2 separate regions of the Homo sapiens genome follow, and region 1 is linked to region 2. A link is an interaction called in ENCODE POLR2A ChIA-PET data of the cell type or tissue named here. Cell type or tissue: OCI-LY7. All regions are shown on one strand. Links, peaks and the distances in the headings refer to the core of each region. The heading gives the core; the rest is flanking DNA. Region 1 overlaps LOC107986777 (a long non-coding RNA gene). Region 2 overlaps LOC107986777 (a long non-coding RNA gene).

Region 1 (8,945 bases), core at 1,391-6,390, 74 kb before region 2:
CTGGATTATTGATCAGGTTAAAATGGAACCAGCTGATCTCTAATGGGTTTCTAGAGTCCCAAGGATGTTATCAATTTCTGAAATATTCATTGAATAGTCTCCCTGTGACTGGTACTCTGCTAGGTTCTAGGGGTGATATAAAATGAGTGAGACAGTTTCCCTGCTCTTAAAGACCTAACAATTTATAAAGGAGATAGACACATGCTTAAGGAACTATAATGCAAGGCAGATCATGATCAATGTTTAAATAGAAGCATAAAGTAAGTGCTATGGGAGAACAGGGGAGGCTGAAATCATTTCCACTAGTATATGTGAGGAATGGGAAGTGTCATTTGAATTGGACCTTGGTGGATGGCAGTTGTTCAATAGCCTGTGCTTTACTTTTGTGGATGTCAAGGTCATTATTAACAACATCATATTCCTAGAAAAATGGCTGTGCAGTACTTAATCAAGCTCCAACTGGGATTCTGAAATCACTGTCTGGGGAAGTGGTGATGGACCATGCATCTCAGAGTGAGCATCTGTTGTCTGAGTTGATATGTGTGGGTGGTGGGATGAGAGAATAAGGACTGTGGAGGGGATATGACAGCATCTGATCCTCTTTTGCTGCTTATACCTCCACCCTGAACATGGGGGCCTCATTTTGGGCAACAATCAGAGAAGAGCATGTGATCAGAGCTAAAAATATCATGTTTTTGAAAGATGTGTTTTCTAGGCATAGGATAAGGCACACTGGGGTCTAAGGGATAAAATGTAACAGACAGGAAATGCTTATTTTATCTCCCCACGCAGAAGCCAGAGCTATTCGTCCCTGGGGGCTCAGGTGACTGTCAGAGATCAAGTGTTGTGCCCAGCCATACAACAGGAGGAACTTCGGCTCCTGGCAGAGCAGGGTTCCGATGAAGCAGCAGTGGCTGAGGCAGGCAGATCAGTTTTGGGGTGTTGGCCTGGCAAGGTGACCAACCATTCTGGTTGTCCCAGGACTGTCCTAGGCTTAGCATTGAAAGTCTTGCCTCCTGGGAAATCGCTCCGCTTTAGGCAAACCTGGATAAGTTGGTCACCCAACTTGGGAAACAAACTGCCATTTATGATCTTGTTTTAAGGGAAAACATGCTTGAGTGTCAAGCTGCTTACAAGTGGGCATCTCAACCAGCAGTCAGCATTTACACACCTGAATATAAATGTTCAACTGCATGCTATTTTCCTAAGCAACCTTACAGTACATTATTCCCGTTAGATAATTGTAAAAGGTAATGTAAAAATATTCCCATGATGGAGAAACATCAGCTGTGAAGACATTAAAACATCTTATAATTTCTAGACCAGCCACTTTCATATTGTAACATTATAAATACATTGGTTCTATGAATGCATAAATATTTAATTTCATGGATAATTAACTCTTCATAAGAAAAATGTTTTCTGCTTGAAATCCTAAATAGCTATTTGCCTTCTAAAGTTATAAGTAAGTTTTGCAGGTTTTATTTGGTGATAAGAAATAGGGCATGAGGGAACTAACATTTATTTAGAAACTAGTATAAATTGGCCCTTTATTTACTTTAATTATTTTAATTATCACTGAAACCATGAGAGGCAGAAACACTGGCCACATTTTACAGATGAGGAAACAGGCTCAGAGAGGTGAAATGAAACAAGACAACAAACGTGGTGGTTGGCGAGGCTGGAACTTTAACCAAGGCCAGTCTGACTATATACCAATGTTCCTTGAGTTATACCTTTTTACCCACAGGTAATTTAAATCATTGTGTGACATCATGCACTATGGTCACAAGGGAGAGGCAGCACTGAGAATTGCTAAGATGTCAGAAAGACCTGGGATCCTTATTATCATGTACCAACCCTCCTTAACCTCAAAAATGCATTTCATCTAGAAGTCTAGTGTGTCTAATACTCATAACAGCTATGCTAGCTTTAAAAAAATTGATATTTACCTATTTCTTTTATCTATTAACCTTCAACCTTTAGTAGCCATTAAGTTCTAGTTGTATCTTTTGTAACACAATGTAGCTATTTGAAAAATGTAAACAAAAAGTTCTCTTAACTAGTAAATTTAGACTATTTACATTTATTATGATTACTGAATATATATGGATCTATTTCTACAACTTATTTTGTTCTTTCTCTTTGCCATGCTTTTTTTTTTTCATTTTTTTTCTTTTTCTTGCCTTCTATTGAATAAATCAAATTTCCTAATTCCACTTCATATCTCTGCTAGCTTGGATACTATATTTTCTACCTAAACAAAGTAAGGGCATTAAAATCTGTTCAATTACAATAACCCGCTCTAGACATTTTGTTTGTTTGTCCTCCCAAGCTAGAAAGGCATTTTTTTTTTAAATGTATAGTCAAGGTTTATTTATATTTACTCATGTTTACCAATGTTTTGTTGTTCGTTGTTCATTATTACTTCTTTCAATGTATTCCTTCTTTCTGGGTTCAAATTCCTTCTTCCTGGAGTATATCCTTCAGTAGTTCTTCAAGACAGGGTCTTTCAATGCTAAAATATTTTAGTCATTTCTGTAAATATATGTTTTTCACCCTGACTCTTGAATGACACTTTAGCTGCATACAGTGCTCTACATCTCCAATTTTCTGTTAACACTCTGAAGCTAGTATTTCAATGACTCCCAGCCTCCACTGTTGATCTTGAGAAGTCTGTAGTCATTCATAACTTATTTTCTATCTTTTTTTATCTTTCCACTATGGTTGCTTTTCATCTTTTCCTCTATGGTTGATTGTAAGAATTTATCTTCGTCTTGGTGGCCTGAATTTCAGGATGATGATGTGTTCAGATGTGGGATTTCTTTTTATTATCCTTGTAGAGACTTATTGTGGTTTTAAATACATGAATTTATGCCTTTTATCTATTCACAGCCACCTCTTTAAATGTTGTCTCTCTCTTACTTTCTATGTTCTTTTGTTCATCAAATTCTATTGAGTAAACTTTCTTATTCTGTGTTCCAAATCTCTTAATTTACTTCTATTTCCCATCTATTTTTTACAATCTATGCTGCATGCTGAATAATTTATTCAAATCTTTCTTCTAGTTTCTGAATTTCTCTTCAGTGGGTCCTTGAGCCCTTACTACCTCAGTGTAGTAAGTGTACCCATCTATCTTTTGTGTTCTGCTTCCCTGTGGAAACTCCATATAACTTGGATTGTGGGAATGATCCTTCAGAGCAGCTTTGTATTTATATTTGCCAAGTATGCCAGGGGAATCACCAACCATCTCATATCAATTTTTTGGCTTGGTGACTTTTGGATTATGGGGGTAATAGAAATCTAACTGCCAAACCACCATGATGTACAACTAGGGTTTCAGTTCCCTATGAAGACAACCTCCCCACTTTTATAGCACAGGCATGGACAGGCAAGCTAAGCCATGGGCATAGTTTTTTCTAGTCCATCCTTTCATTATTTGTTGTATCTGTAATAAACCGCTATTTGATGGCTATTTGTGTTTATGCTGAAAGATCAGTTCCACCTTCCCAATTCGCTTGGGCTGGAGGCCTAATTTATCACCCTCGTGTAAGCATTAAAATCTAAGTTCCTAGTTTACTTGAACTTATTCCTGGTACTATCTTAGAAAGGCTGAAGCATGAGCACAGTTGCTTAGATCTTTGATTTTTTAGTTTTAATTTTAATTTCTGGTACTGTTATTCTTTTTGTGAGCTCTATTTTACATTTTCAACATTGTATATTCTATTCAGCATTTCTAATTTGTTTGTATCATCTTAGTACTTGAATTTTACTCAACTGGATCTTACAGTCACAGATTCTCCACTCGTTACTATGTCCTGTGTGTCCACAAAATGGCAGTCATTCCTTATGTCTCCTGCATGTACACGAGACAGTTACACAACTGTATTCAGGCAAATGTATCAGTAAGGCTACCATCAAAGAGAAAGGAAGATGCACATAACTTTATACCATAAATAGTTAAGGAAACCACAGAATAGTGAGAAAATCAGCTCCTATCAAAGAAGTATGGAATAGAAGAAAGAATAGGCACTTTCTTATAACAGGAGTTATAATCATGCTCCATCACTTACTACTTGGATGATCTCAGCCAAGTCACATTCTCTGTCTCCCTTAGTTTCAGCTTCTGAAAACATGATTAATACAACCTTGCACAATTGCTAGAATTAAATGAGGAAATGAATAAGATACTTGACAAAATACCTGGCATATAGTGAGTGCTCACTAAATTCTTGTTCTCTCCCTCCACTAAGACATAGCAAATAGGTGTGTATGTTGTCATACCATTAATTAGGGATGGTTTTACAAAAAGGGATTTCAATAGCTAATTTAGTTACATCATCAACCTGGCCTTTAGAAATCTGAGTCCTATGGATTCAATAGGGAAAGAAAGGACCAATAAAGATGCAAACCCTGACTTGTCCCTCACTCACGGCACCTACCACATTGATGACCTATAGCCTCTGAGTCCCAGATTGCGGGATCTCTCTAACAAAGTTGGCAATTAATATCTTTGAAAGATCTGAATGGGGTCATTGCTTTAAATTCCTGTTGCATCTGATCTTATCAAGGAGAAATGACTTTGGTATAACTGTTTACCTATGCATAACTGTAGAATGTTTCCCCATTGATGTAGCATTCATTCTCCCACATCTCAGCTACTAAAGTGTGAGGGGAGGCAGTAAGTAAGAAAGACAGCCACATCCCAGGCCACTTCTTCATAATGCCAAAATCGATGTCAGTGTTCCACAAGGATCAAGAGATAGGAGGAACTTTAAAAATAATTAACTTGTTGGAAATTGTCAAACCTTGTTCCTGGTATCAGTCCCTAGCAGCCTTTATTGGTAGTTTTTCATAACAGAATGATGAATAGTAATTACATCCTGAAAGATTACAATGCAGTTGCTCTAGAGGAACAACTTATACTAGAGAACTAAAAATTGTCTTCTACATTGTTAACATGGTATTTTCTAAGATTGGGATTTGCCAGAATGTTAAAGGTGGACTGTTTATTCATTTATAGCACAGACATTTATTTGTGGTTCATACTATATCTCGAAAAAATTTTTTGAAAGTAACTTTCCTTGGGAATAAGTTGTCATGGTCTATAGTACTGCAGGATGACTAGAGTTAACAATAATATATAGTTTCAAATTGATAGAAGGAGGATATTGAATGTTCTTAACACAAAGGAATGATAAATGTTTGAGATGATGGATATGCTAATTACCCTGATTTGATCACTATCTATTATATATATTGAAAAAGGTAACTTTTTTTATTCCAACCTTGTGGAACTTAATTTTCTTGCAAAGTAACTTTCACATTGATGGTGAGAAGAGTTAAACTTACCAATTAAATGTAACTCAATCTCCTCTGACTCATTTTAGGTATGTAATCAATTTAAATTTCAAACTCTATATCTGGATTGTTTCTCTCCTTCAAAAGTTTCCCTTCCTTTTTCCGACATATAATCTAAGTGCAAGGAGAAGCTTGGTGTTGGGGGAAGGACTTTTGACCTAAATGTTGCCCTCCAGGGACTTCTTACCCCCAAAGAAGCAGCAATTTATTGCCACTCGTGTCTGGGCAGCAGTAGCCTCTGCCCTCACTCATTATTGAAGTGCTCTTGGCTGTGATCCCTTCTCTCAGGGTGGTTCAAGCATCATGTGTCCTGTCTAACTGGGCCTTCACATTGCCTCTCATTATGCTGTTGATCCACTAATCTCTGGCTGTGAATCACATCCATCTAAGAGGTTGAACACTTACTCTCAATCCTCTGCTAGAGGGACACTGTGCCCTTCAACTGAGCACACGTGGTCCAGCCAGCACTCTGAGCTGCCTCCCCTGCCATACACACAGGAAAGCAGAGGGTATTGTCTTATCCTTTTATCCACCTAAATATTGCATGTTGCCATTTTTTTTTCTACTCTGGACACCAGTGTTGGAGAAAAGCATCCTACAAACCCCTTCCCTTTTTCTGGGTTTTCTATATTCTTACTTCTCCTCCATTCCCCATACACACTGAGCTAACCCCAAAGAGCAGCAGCATTTGAACCATAGTCTTATCATGTCTATATGTTGTTTTCTGTCTGGTAAAAGGGCCTCTACTTGTCCTTTCCACCTGTTGCCTCTATACCATATCGCCTCTTTCTTCCCACCTTCTTTGTTCTGGGCAGTAATCACCTTCCCCTTTCCTAGAGCCATAAAACAGCATTAATGGTGGAGGGGGCATTAGAAACTAAATTGCTGAGAGGAGATATGCCTAACGAGGTATTTCAATGACATCATCTCTGTTACATACTCAAGGACAAGCCAAAGTAAAACATGTAAAAACAGCGGTGGTACAGGGAAGACAGGGTGTCAAGTAACAGCTAATGGCAGAGCTCAGCTCAGCCTTGCAGCTCACGTGTTTCAGGAGAGCCTCCTGGGACCCCAGTGGCTGGTGGTGTGAGGCCCATGGGGCAGTGAGATCTTGGTCTCATTCTTGCACCGTCTCCAGTACAAGTTCTCTAGTCCTGGAGCTTTGACAAAATTTCTGTTTTAGGTAATTCTGAGATTTTTGTGTCATTGGTCACTCCAATCACCTTGCAAAGTGAAACATTAATCCAATCTTCACATTTCAGAGGTGACGAGACTGAGGACAGCAAAGTTAAGTACCTGTCCAAGAGCAGGGACTCAAATTCAATTCTTTTGACTCCACGTCCAGTGCTCTACATGATTAATGCTTCACAGGTAGAGCAATAAAATAACATGAATGAGGTGAGGAGGGGGCAGGTGGGAAGGCCCTCTCCAAAATATCTTTCTAATTAACCTGCTCCATACTTCAACACCATATGGTCCTGTTAAAAAGCAGATAACATATACCTGGGTGGGGGTAGAGGGCAGTTTATACATCATTGTTGAACATTACTAGCTTGGTGTGAATAGTTTATGAGTCCCTTTCCCAGGGACAGCCATCTGAGAGCAGATTTTAATGCACAGACACAGATAAAGCAGGACATGGGTCCTTCCCAAGGAGGGATCTTGGCTGGGGAGTGTGGGTGTTTTGGGTGGAACAACAGATAATGAGCATGAGCGAGGGCAGAGTGGAGCTGGGGAGAAGATTGAGGAAGGGGAGGTAGGAGGACTCCAGAGACAAACCAGACCTGCAGCGGCCATGGGCTATTGCTGGTGCTGGACTGAGGCATGGGTTACCTGGCCTCTGTAAGCCTCAGATCATAATCATTTCTGCCTCTCATAAGACTCAAGCAAGTTGGTGATCTGAAAGTATTCTGTAAGCACTAAAGCACCATACAAATGATAGCCATTAAGACTATTGATGTTGTTATTATTACTGAAGACCACAGGAATCATTTTGCAATATATTTTTTGATTTATTGCAAAATGTCCTTGTAATCTGTAAACTTTTTCATTTGCTGTACATTTTAAAAAGTGACAAGAGAACATGCTAGTTCAATGAGTATATAAAATTTTCTTTTTAAAAAAAAGTGAATATATTTTCCCCATTTACTTGAATAACATATTTTGAGATTGTGGTAAAAACATAATTCTGCAGCCTTTGTTCCCTGCTATTTGGCTTATGAATCTGGTGATGTGTTTAGGAGAAACAAAATGTTACCTGCATGTGACATGAGAAATTTACACGAAAGGCTAAGTACCAAAGCTAATCAATGCACCCAAAAGTTGTTGAGTTTTCAGCTCACAGGTAAGCTGAGTGGCAGGAGGAAAGGTGAAGAGCTCCCTGTAGTGGATGCTGTGGTGTGCTGCCCAGATTTCCCCCTCGGGTGTGAGGCACTCACTTCCCTAAGTCCTGGGGATGTTGACTCTCGGCTGAGTCTCCCTCTGGGAATTACCCTCAGCTGAGGACAGCTGGTTCACTCAAGGTCAAATCCCCTCTCTAGTGGCAGCCCCCACCCAAGTCTCCTCAGTGCAGAGGTATAAAGACCAAGCCCCCTTGCCCTAATTTGGGACAATTCTCCAGAATGTGAGACAAGACTGTGGGGACCTTTTCTATGACTGTATAGTAGTTCAGTTTTTCTCTCTCCAATCACAAGAGCACTCCCCAGGGAACTTCCTGACCTCGAATCTCCATCCAGAAGCTGTTTATCTGGAATCCAAACAGAGACACTCCCCCTGCTGAGGCTGGTGGAAGCTCAAGAGAGCAGGGAAGCAGGGCTAGTTATTCCAGATGAGATAGAGAGAAGCTGGGAATGAAGCCACTCTCTGCCGTCCTTCGTGGGGCTTGCTTGTATAAGGAGAGGATTATTTGTACTTGTTCACTCAACATGTAGCTGATTAAAAATTAATTTAGGCAACAGAAATAATGATGGAGCCTTTTGGAGCAGCGATGTTGAGTCAATAGGGAGGATGTTTGCTAAAGATCTTATTTTAGGGATCAATGTCTTTCAATTGACCAGTCCTTAAAACTTTTTTGCAGCATAGGAAACTGCAAGGCTGGCAATGTGGTAAAATTCCTGTTTTATATATTTACTAATTGCAGCGTTTCCTTATCTTAACATATAGTAAGAAAAAGCTGAGAAAAAATAAACAATAAGCTAAAAATACTTACTTTATCCATTGTAGATTACTAGATTAAAACACCCTTATTATCTGCCCATTGGCAAAGGTGAAAAAAATAATGTTTAGTGTGGGTGAGGCCATGAGGAAACAGTCACTGTCATAAAATATTGTAAAGATTTCAATTCTCTCTCAAACTAAAGTAAATAAAATACTGATTATAAACCCCACTGAGATCTTTACAAGCAGATTCTAAAATTCATCTGAAAGAGAGAATGAAAAAACACAAAAGGCTTTAAGGACAATATACCAAACATAAACACTTAAACTATAAAACTATTGGAGAAAAAAAAAAACTATAAAACTGAAGAAATGACATGCATGGCAGTGATTGACAAAAAGAGCAATTAATCATTGATACAGAATAG
Region 2 (8,945 bases), core at 1,612-6,611:
CTAATTTTTAAATCTTAGTTTTAAAAGGTGTGTGCTGACCATAATAGAACTACATTTATTACTATTTTTTGAACACCCACTTTAGGCCAAACACTGCTAAGTGTTGGGAACATTAAAAGAAAACAGCTTCTATCCTGAAGAAACTTACAGAATAGTGAGGGAGAGGGAGACCTGAATCCCCCAACAGCCTGCAGTGGGATGAAGGCCCATCTGAGAGACACACAGAGAGGCACAGCTGCACCGAGGAGCACCCAGCACCCCATGAACACCTTCCCTGAGAAGGTGTTGCTCCAGCCGAGCCCTACAAGGCAGCTGAATTAGGAAGGGGGATTTGAGCAGGAGAGACATTCTAGAGAAAAGGAAAAACATGAAGCAAAGGCAGTATGGAAGAGAATTGTGTCTTCTGGGAACTATAAACACTTTAGCTGGACTGGAGTGAAGAATAAGACAATGAGATGCAGCCATTACAGCTGAGCAAAATCCTAAAGATGTCTCCAGTAATATCTCCCATCCCACATGCTCTTCTACAATGGGAGCTTGCCACCCTCCCCCATCTAGAGGCGGGGTTACATCCCCTCCACTTGAATCTGAGCAGGTTTATGACTGCTTTACAAATGCAGCAGAAGGAAGCGATGCTATGTGACTGCTGAAGCTAGGTCAAACGAAGCACTTTTCTGACTCTTGGAACACTGAACCGCCAGCTGAGAAGTCCAGCTGGCCTGAGGCCACCGTGCTGGTACTCAGGCCACCAGGCTACAAGGAGAGGTCGCAGGTGGGTGCTCAGGTCAACAGCCCCAGCTGAGATCCCAGCCGACAGCCAGCATCAACTCCAGATGTGAGTGATGACACTTCCAGATCATTCCAGCTCCCAGCTATTAAGCCGCCCCCAGCTTGGGAGTTTCCAGCAGAGACTCCAGACTCTGTGGAGCACAGGCAAGCCGTCCTCATTGTGTCCTGTCTGCATCCCGACTCACAGAATCCATGAGCATGATAAAATGGCTGACATTTGGGAGTGGTTTGTTACCTAGTAATAGTAACCACAACGCCAACACCGCAGATTTTTTTACTTTATTTTCAGTTAGTAGAGAAGCATTGAAGGATTTTCAGGCGGAGTGTGGTGTCATCAGGTTTTGTGTTCAGACGGAGGGGCAGGAACAGGTGGGTCCTGTGTGAAATGAGAAGACCATCTGGCCAGTGGTTTCTGTATCTCAGGCCTATGGATACTCTCAGATGAATCCAGGGCATCACCTTCCTGTCACTGCTGGCCAGTTTCCCTCTAGCTCAGTGATTTGTATTTCCGGTTCCACGGTAGGATCACTCCGGAGAAGCAAAAATATCCCATTTCTTGGGTCCCACCCTAGATCAATCAAGTATGAATGTCCGAGGAGGGGGATCTGACGTTGGATTTTTTTTTTTTTTTCAGAGTCTTGCTCTATCACCCAGGCCTGTAGTGCAGTGGCGCGATCTCAGCTCGGCTCACTGCAACTTCTGCCTCCCAGATTCAAGCAATTCTCCTGCCTCAGCCTCCTGAGCAGCTGGGACTACAGGAGCCTGCCACCACACCCGGCTAATTTTTGTATTTTTAGTAGAGACAGGGTTTCACCTTTTCGGTCAGGCTGGTCTCAAACTCCTGACCTCAGGTGATCCACCTGTCACGGCCTCCCAAAGTGCTGGGATTACAGGCATGAGCCAGCATGCCCGGCCTGGCATTGGATTTTTAAAGGGTCCCTAGATAATTCTAATGTGCATCCAAGGTCGAGGATCACTGAGAAAGTTGCTCGCTGACCATACAACTCAAACTGGAGAAAGTTGTTCATACTGCAGATCTGAAACTCTGTTGAAAACTAAACTTACAAACTGCAAAAATCAATATACCCTCCTACCTTCGTAGAAAAAGAAATGTCTAGACACTGGGGGCTGGTTACTGTAACAGAACCAAAGGAAATATATCAGACCTGAGGCCATATTATGAAAAAGATGTAAGGTCTTGAGGGTAAATTGATCAAAAAGGGAACACTGAGACTCTCTCATCAGAAGGATTGTCTGTTTATGAATAGAATAGAGAGCTCCTTTCTTTCAAGCAGAGCTTGGTTTGATGCAGACCTCTTCCAATAAACCACTTTCTTTTGCTCTGACGCTGCCCCAAACCAAAATGGGCCAATTACATAATCACTGCTCACGTCTAGGAAACTGGATAAAAAAGAGAAATCCTCCCCCGTGTGCCTGTAATTGGAGGGATGTGGGAGAGACAGGACCAGGGTCATAACATTGGAAAGTAGTGGGCAAATCAGGATGGTGTAGAAAGGGACTGGACAGAGGAGAAAGAAGTCATGATGCTTGGTGACCTTGGGCAGGCCTCATGGCCTCTCTGAGCTCCAATTTCCTCATTCATATAAGAAGGTAGGATGATTTGGAGGTCTCTTCTTCAGCTTGAAACTATGATGCTGTGGTTAGGTTCCAGAAACCTGTATATTTTTCTTTCTAAGTACAGTTCTGCCCCAGACTAGCCCTGAGTCCTAATGCACAGCACCTCATTCCTCTGTTTATTAACAATGTGTTTCTGATGCTTTGACACCTGGGGCCTTGCTGACCCTGGAGAAACTGCCCTTCCCGGAGACAGCCAATTTCTAGAGATAATAAAGAACTTATCTGCAAGCACACTTTTGATATGCAAACAAAACATTCCAGAGCTCACACCCCAACCACCTGCTTTATCAGGCTCTCGCCTTCTGGGCCATCATCCACCTGCTCTCATCACCCAGGGTCAGGTACCAGATGGCTGGGGACAACCTGTGTGACCCAGAGCCTGCTGAAATGCTGAAATGGTCAATCCTCAGCCTGCTTACCCTGCCTCACCCATTCCTTTTCCAGGGAAATCATGATAAAGCCTGTTGCCCAAGTCTTCCCCTAACCCCCTCTGCCTCCTGATCCACCCTGGTGCTTCCCCATGGGACCCTGTGTGGTGCAGCGTGCCTCCTTTTGGGAACTGTAACAATTATCTTCTCAATAGTGGTTGTCTTCTGATCTGTTGGCCGTAACATACCCGAAAAATTAAACCTATATTTAAAACACTGTGAACACAGCATTCTCACTTGTAAATCAAAGATGGGAATAGCAACCTCCCTTCCAGTGATTATGAGAGCAATCAGTGATCACGGTAACATAAATACAGTCCACTAAAGCACATGTGCTTGGAAATCACAGAGACATTTCAGATCAATACATAAAAGCACCTTTAGAAGTCCATGTATTGTGATGGGTTGATCCAGGCCCCCGTTCCCTTGACCTTAGAGCTCTGCAGATCACAAAAGAAATTGTCTGCAGTGTCACAGCTGATTGGGATAGAAATTGGGAAAGCAAATACAAAGTCCTCTGGCATGACCCAGCAATCATGGCAGTGTTGAATTGAAGAAATTGACATTAACCCCTCCAAACAAACACTCCATGCCCAATGCTACATATTCCCATCAACACAACAGTCCATTTTCCCTGAATTTGTATCATAATGGTGCACTGATATTATATAAAAGGGACCTACAGTCTCATTTCAGTCTCCCCATTTTCGTAACTTGCACAGCACGTTTAATTTCACAGCTTTTAGTTTCATGACATTCAAATACCAACAATTGATTGGGGGGAAGGGAAAGACCCATGTTTATTGGAAATATCAGTCACTGTAAAAAATCCTGAAGGAAAACTTGCCACATTGTAAAAGGTCACCAGATAAATAACTGCCTTCTGAATTGGGATGATTCCTGTTGTCATTAAGCCCCAGCAGCGATCTAATACACTTTAATACTTCCACTAAATTCTGGGAGACAACTTTGCAATCACAGTCACATAGACAATTAAAGCTAAGCAATTGGTGCCTGAGTCAGAAGGCTTTTTCTTTTTTCCCCCCATTTTTAATGCATAAGATGAAACGATACCCACTTCTCAACTCTTATCCTCCCTTTTTGGAATGATAATCATTTTACCCCTGTGAACACAATTGATTTAGGGCTTAGTTTCTCAAGCCTAACACAAGACTGGCTGGCATTAGCTTTATAGCAGATGTTTCCCATTCCAGCTCTCACATCTCCCCGCCTCCACCAACAGGGAGAACCATTGTATTCACCAAACAGTGGGATCTTCCTAAACCATCCTTCTGGTAAGTGGCTGCTGTGGACTAAATTGTGTCCCCCAAAACCCTTATGTTGAAGCCCTAACCCCTGATGTGACTGTATTGGAGACAGTGCCTATAAGGAGGTAATTAAGATTAAACGAGGTCGTAAGAGTGGGGCTGTGATTTAATAGGATGAGTGTTCTTATAAGGAGAGGCACCAGAAAACTCCTCTCTCTCTGCCATGTGTCTGCCATGCCATAGAAAGAAGGCAGCCCCTGCAAACCCAAAAGAGTGCCTTCACCAGAAACTGAACCCTACCAGACCTCAGTCCTGGACTTTCCAGCCTCCACCACAGGGAGAAAATAACTTTCTGGTGTTTAAGCCAAGCAATCTGAGATATTTTGTTGTGGCAGCCTGAGTAAGCTAATACAGTGGCCTTCTAGAGATAGCAAGAAAGAGATCTCCTCACTTCTTCACTGAGTGGGTCCTCACAGCCACAACAGACTGTGGACACATTTTGGCCAGCAGAGATGCAGGACATTTCCTGCTACAGAGAGGGAGGTAGTCATGTTAGCCTGCAGCCACATGGGCAAAGGGAATGGATGAGGAGAGTCAAGGGCATCAGACCTCATCTAAGGACAGGGTTATGCACAAAAGCTCTTATAATTAGGCATCCTGTGCCCATGTATAAATGTCTGTCTTTTTGCAAGAGGTCTTTATATTAGAATGAGGAAGAGGGCATGTCAGCATGGTGTACGTCTAGGTTATAACAGGGGCTAACTGAAGTGGTGACAGTATTCACTTTCCCCTTGAAAGCTGGTCCTAGAATTATCTGAAAAAATGGTCAGTCAAGCTCACTGACCCATGACCCCCATGGCTGCTGCAGGTTGTTTTTCTGCTCTGCTAAGTAAAGTTAATATAGCCCAGGACTCCCTGGTAAATCCTTCCTTAAGCCATGGTGCTCAAGAAGCTCCTGAGCTAATCTGAGCCTGTAACCAAGTAGTGTACATTTACATGTTCCAGAACTGAAACCTCAGCATCACAGACATGTCTCCTGGACTTGGAGTTGAATGTTTACAAATCACAAGTGAGTTCATCGAGAAGGTTTAACTTTGTTTAGGAGAAACTCCTGGTTCTACCACACAAAGCAAAATAACTCAGGCTGTGTGTGTGTGTGTGTGTGTGTGTGTGTGTGTGTGTCCTCTTAATTGATCTCTTCCCCAGGAAAGATCCAAGATGTAGAAACCATCTTGTAGTGACCCAGCATTTTCTGAGCACCCAATCTGAGCTAGGTGTTTTATGTAATAGTTGCCAGTGTTTATTGATTATTTTGTTAAGGTAGTGAACACATTATTTAAGCCTAGCAAGAAATATATTATTATTATCCCCCATTTATAGACAAAGAAACTGGCCTTGGGGGTTTGGCAACTTATCCAGCCATAAAAAGTTAGCCAGATTAGCCTTCAACCTAGGTTCCTTTTGCTCCAAAGTCTACTTGTGGCTCTATATCTCACAGTAACCCTATGCAGTAGGGATTATAAATCTACTTCACCAACTAAATAAAGTTATTTGTTCAACATCACACAATTACTAGTAACAGAACCAAGCCTTACTCAGACCTGGACAAGCCCATGAGCACTCCATTACCCAAGGGGTTATCACATTCTGGCACACACAGAAAAGGTCTGGAACAGTGCTTCTCAAGTCTTAGTGTGCAGTACCATTTGACCCAGTGAGTCTACTCTCATCTACCCAAGTGAAATAAAAATATATGCCACAAAAAGACTTGTACACAAATGTTCTTTTACGTATTACTCATAATGGTCCTAAAATTGGGAAAAAAACCCCACAAATGCCCATCAACTAATGAACACATAAACAGAATTGATAGGGACAGAAGGCAGGGAAATTCTGGGCAGAAGAGGGCGGTCCCCAGCTAGAGTGCCATCCTCTAACCTGGAGCCACGGCCCAAAGTGGGAGCATACATTCCCACTTTTTTCCCCACTCGAATGTTGCCTTTTCCAAAACCATCCATGGCCAACCTGCTCCCCATCCTGTGCCCATAAGAACCCCAGGCTCCACTGGCAGAGGAAAAGAAGAGAAGAGGAGAAGCAGCAGAACATCAGAGACTACGGTTGGATGTCAAAGAGCAGCAGCTTGATTTAGAGGGACAGCTTGATGGCGTTGCTTAGGAGTCTGGGGACAGCCGAACTCCAGGGGAAGATTATCTTCTCACTCCATCCCTTTTTCAGCTCCCCTTCCATCTGAGAGCCACTTTGGTCAGCAATAAAATCCTTGGCATTTACCATCTCCAATTTGTTCATGCAACTTCATTCCTCCTGGATGCCAGAAAAGAACTGGGGTGCAGGTGCAAAAGGCTGCCAGACTAACCCTCCACTGAGCTGTTAACACTTAAGCCATCCGTGGACAGCAAAGCTAAAAGAGCACTGACTGTAACACTCTTTCTGGGTCTTCAGGGTTGTGGGCACCCCCCTAGGTGTTACTGGGGTGGGGAGGGCTGCACACAGTTTTGTTCCTGCCGGTGCCCAAAAGTGCTCACCCTGGCTCCTGCACCCACTCACCAGCATTCCCCTTCCTGTGAGGAGTAGAACACAGCAGGACCAAGCAAGTGGAGTCCGCCCCTGTTGGCACCTAAGCAGCGGCTAGTTCTAGCACCTGTGCACTCCAGTTCCCACCACAAAGGAGTCAGGGAGATTTCCTGCTTCGGAATGCGATATAATCATAACAATGGAATGTTATTTGGCAATAGAAAGAAATGAAGTACTGGTATCTGTACAGCATGGACAAACCACAAAAAGCATAACATTAAAGAGGCAAGACACAAGGGATCACATATTGTATAGCTCCACTTATCTGATAAATTTATAAGAGACAGTGGATCAGGGGTTGCCTGGGAAAGAGATGGGAAGGAACCAGATTGACAGTAAAGGGAATGAGGGATCTTATTGGGGTAATATTATAGAAGTGTTTTAAAACTGATTTATAGTGATGGTTGTACAACTTGGTAATTTCACTAAAAATTATTGAATTGTACACTTGAAATGGGTAAGTTACATATGTAAAATATGCCCAAATAAAGTTGTAAAACAATTTTTAAGGTGCAATTGAATCATCTTAGCGTCTTGTTAAAATGCAAACTGAGTAGTAGGTACTATGGTTTGAATATGGGATTTTTTGGCCCCACCAGGTCTCATGTTGAAATTCTATCCCCATTGTTGGAGCCTTATGGCAGATCCTTTATGAATGGCTTGGTGCCATTCATAAAGGGATTGAGTTTTCACCTTTGGTTCCTGAGAGAATTGGTGTTGAAAAGAGCCTGGCACCTCCTCCTCTTTTCTTGGTCTACTCTCCACGTGCTGTCTGCACGCAGCCCCCCTTCACCTTCTGCCATGAGTGGAAGCAGCCCAAGGCCCCACCAGAAGCCAAGCAGGTGCCAGTGCCATGCTTCTTATACAGCCTGCAAAACTGTGAGCCGAATACACCTCTTTTCTTTACAAATTGCCCAGCATCAGGTATTCTTTTCTAACAACGCAAATGGACTAAGACGGTAGGTTTGGGGCAAGGCCTAAGATTTGCATTTCCAGTAAACTCAAAGGTGAAGTTGATGCTGTTGATCCAGAGACTACATTCTGAGTAGCGAGGAGACAGATGTCCCAAATTCCTACTTCTCCAATTCAACTAACCCCAGACAAGTCACTCCCTCACTTGGGCTTCATTTATGAAGATGTAGCATCCTCAATCATCTCATTCTGAATACTTCATTGGCCTTGAACCATGTCATGAATGCAGCAAATCCTAAATGAAAAATTTGTATTTCTCCCCTCCTTTTCTTTGTTTGCCTAAGCCAGCATGTGAAACTTTAGCACGTCAAGCTCACCCAAGAAGCTGTTTAATATGCAGATTCCCTGACCCCCCGCCGCCCCCCACCCCCAAGACATTCTGAATCTGTAAGCCATCACTACGAAAACTGCCTTTTTAACAAGCACTTCAGGTAACTCTTATGCAGGTGATTTAAAAATTGTCTTTTGTGCACTGTTAATCTAAATGAGCACAGATCAATAGAAATATGATGGAAGCTCATATGTTATTTTAAATATTCCAGTAGCCACATTTTAAAAAGTAAAAAGAAACAGGTGAAATGAGCTTTTATAATATATCTTATTTAACCCATTAAAACCAATATGTTATCATTTTAACATGTAATCAATATAAAAATATCGAGATAATTTATGTATTTTTTTGGTAGTAAGTCTTTGAAATCTGGTGTGTATTTCAAATTTATCACACATCTCAATTCAGACTAACCATATTTCAAGCACTCAGTTTTGGTCACCGACCCAAGACCTGTTGGATCATAAACTCTGGGTATGGCCCAGTAAGCTGTATTCGAGTAAGCTCTCCAGGTGATTCTCGTATTCACTTGAGCTTGAGAACCACTGATCTATGCTATTGTTTCTTGAACTTGACTGCACGTTGGAATCACCTGGGAAACTTAAAAAAAAAATGCTTATGCATGAGTCCGAGTCCCAGAAATCAAGATTTCTTTAAAAAGGCCTTCCAGATGATTCTAATATGCACCAAAGTTCAAAAGCTGCTGCTCACTGTCTCTTAAAGATGCCTACCTTATTATCTTCAGCTCCGAGAAGTTACTGGGCTCCTTTCATCATTTTCTGTGATGTATCATGCTCTGCTCACCAGTCCCCCCAAGTCCACATTTCTTGTTTATTCCACTTTGAGTTTTTAGAAAAAAAGTAATCATCTAAACCACTACTGCAATTCCCTTCCTAAAAGGGAAATCTCTGAAAAATCTGCATCCTT

What was found. ChIA-PET counts read pairs that join two places held together with the same protein. Peaks named below come from ENCODE experiments on the same cell type or tissue, not always from the same donor. Only the 100,000 strongest peaks of a DNase experiment are listed, where the experiment ranks them.
Region 1: POLR2A ChIA-PET joins it to region 2 with 6 read pairs; 2 of 35 experiments call an interaction of 5 or more read pairs at or near these places.

Annotation. Positions count from the first base shown.
Region 1 is chr7:24,298,567-24,307,511 of GRCh38, forward strand. The region is part of intron 2 of LOC107986777 (a long non-coding RNA gene); the gene reads right to left. Among named protein-coding and RNA genes, the nearest start is that of NPY, 19 kb to the left of the region's middle. In OCI-LY7, for the core only: no CTCF peak of the experiment used is centred there; a DNase peak (open chromatin) is centred at 3,345.
Region 2 is chr7:24,372,602-24,381,546 of GRCh38, forward strand. The region is part of intron 1 of LOC107986777 (a long non-coding RNA gene); the gene reads right to left. Among named protein-coding and RNA genes, the nearest start is that of NPY, 93 kb to the left of the region's middle. In OCI-LY7, for the core only: no CTCF peak of the experiment used is centred there; no DNase peak of the experiment used is centred there.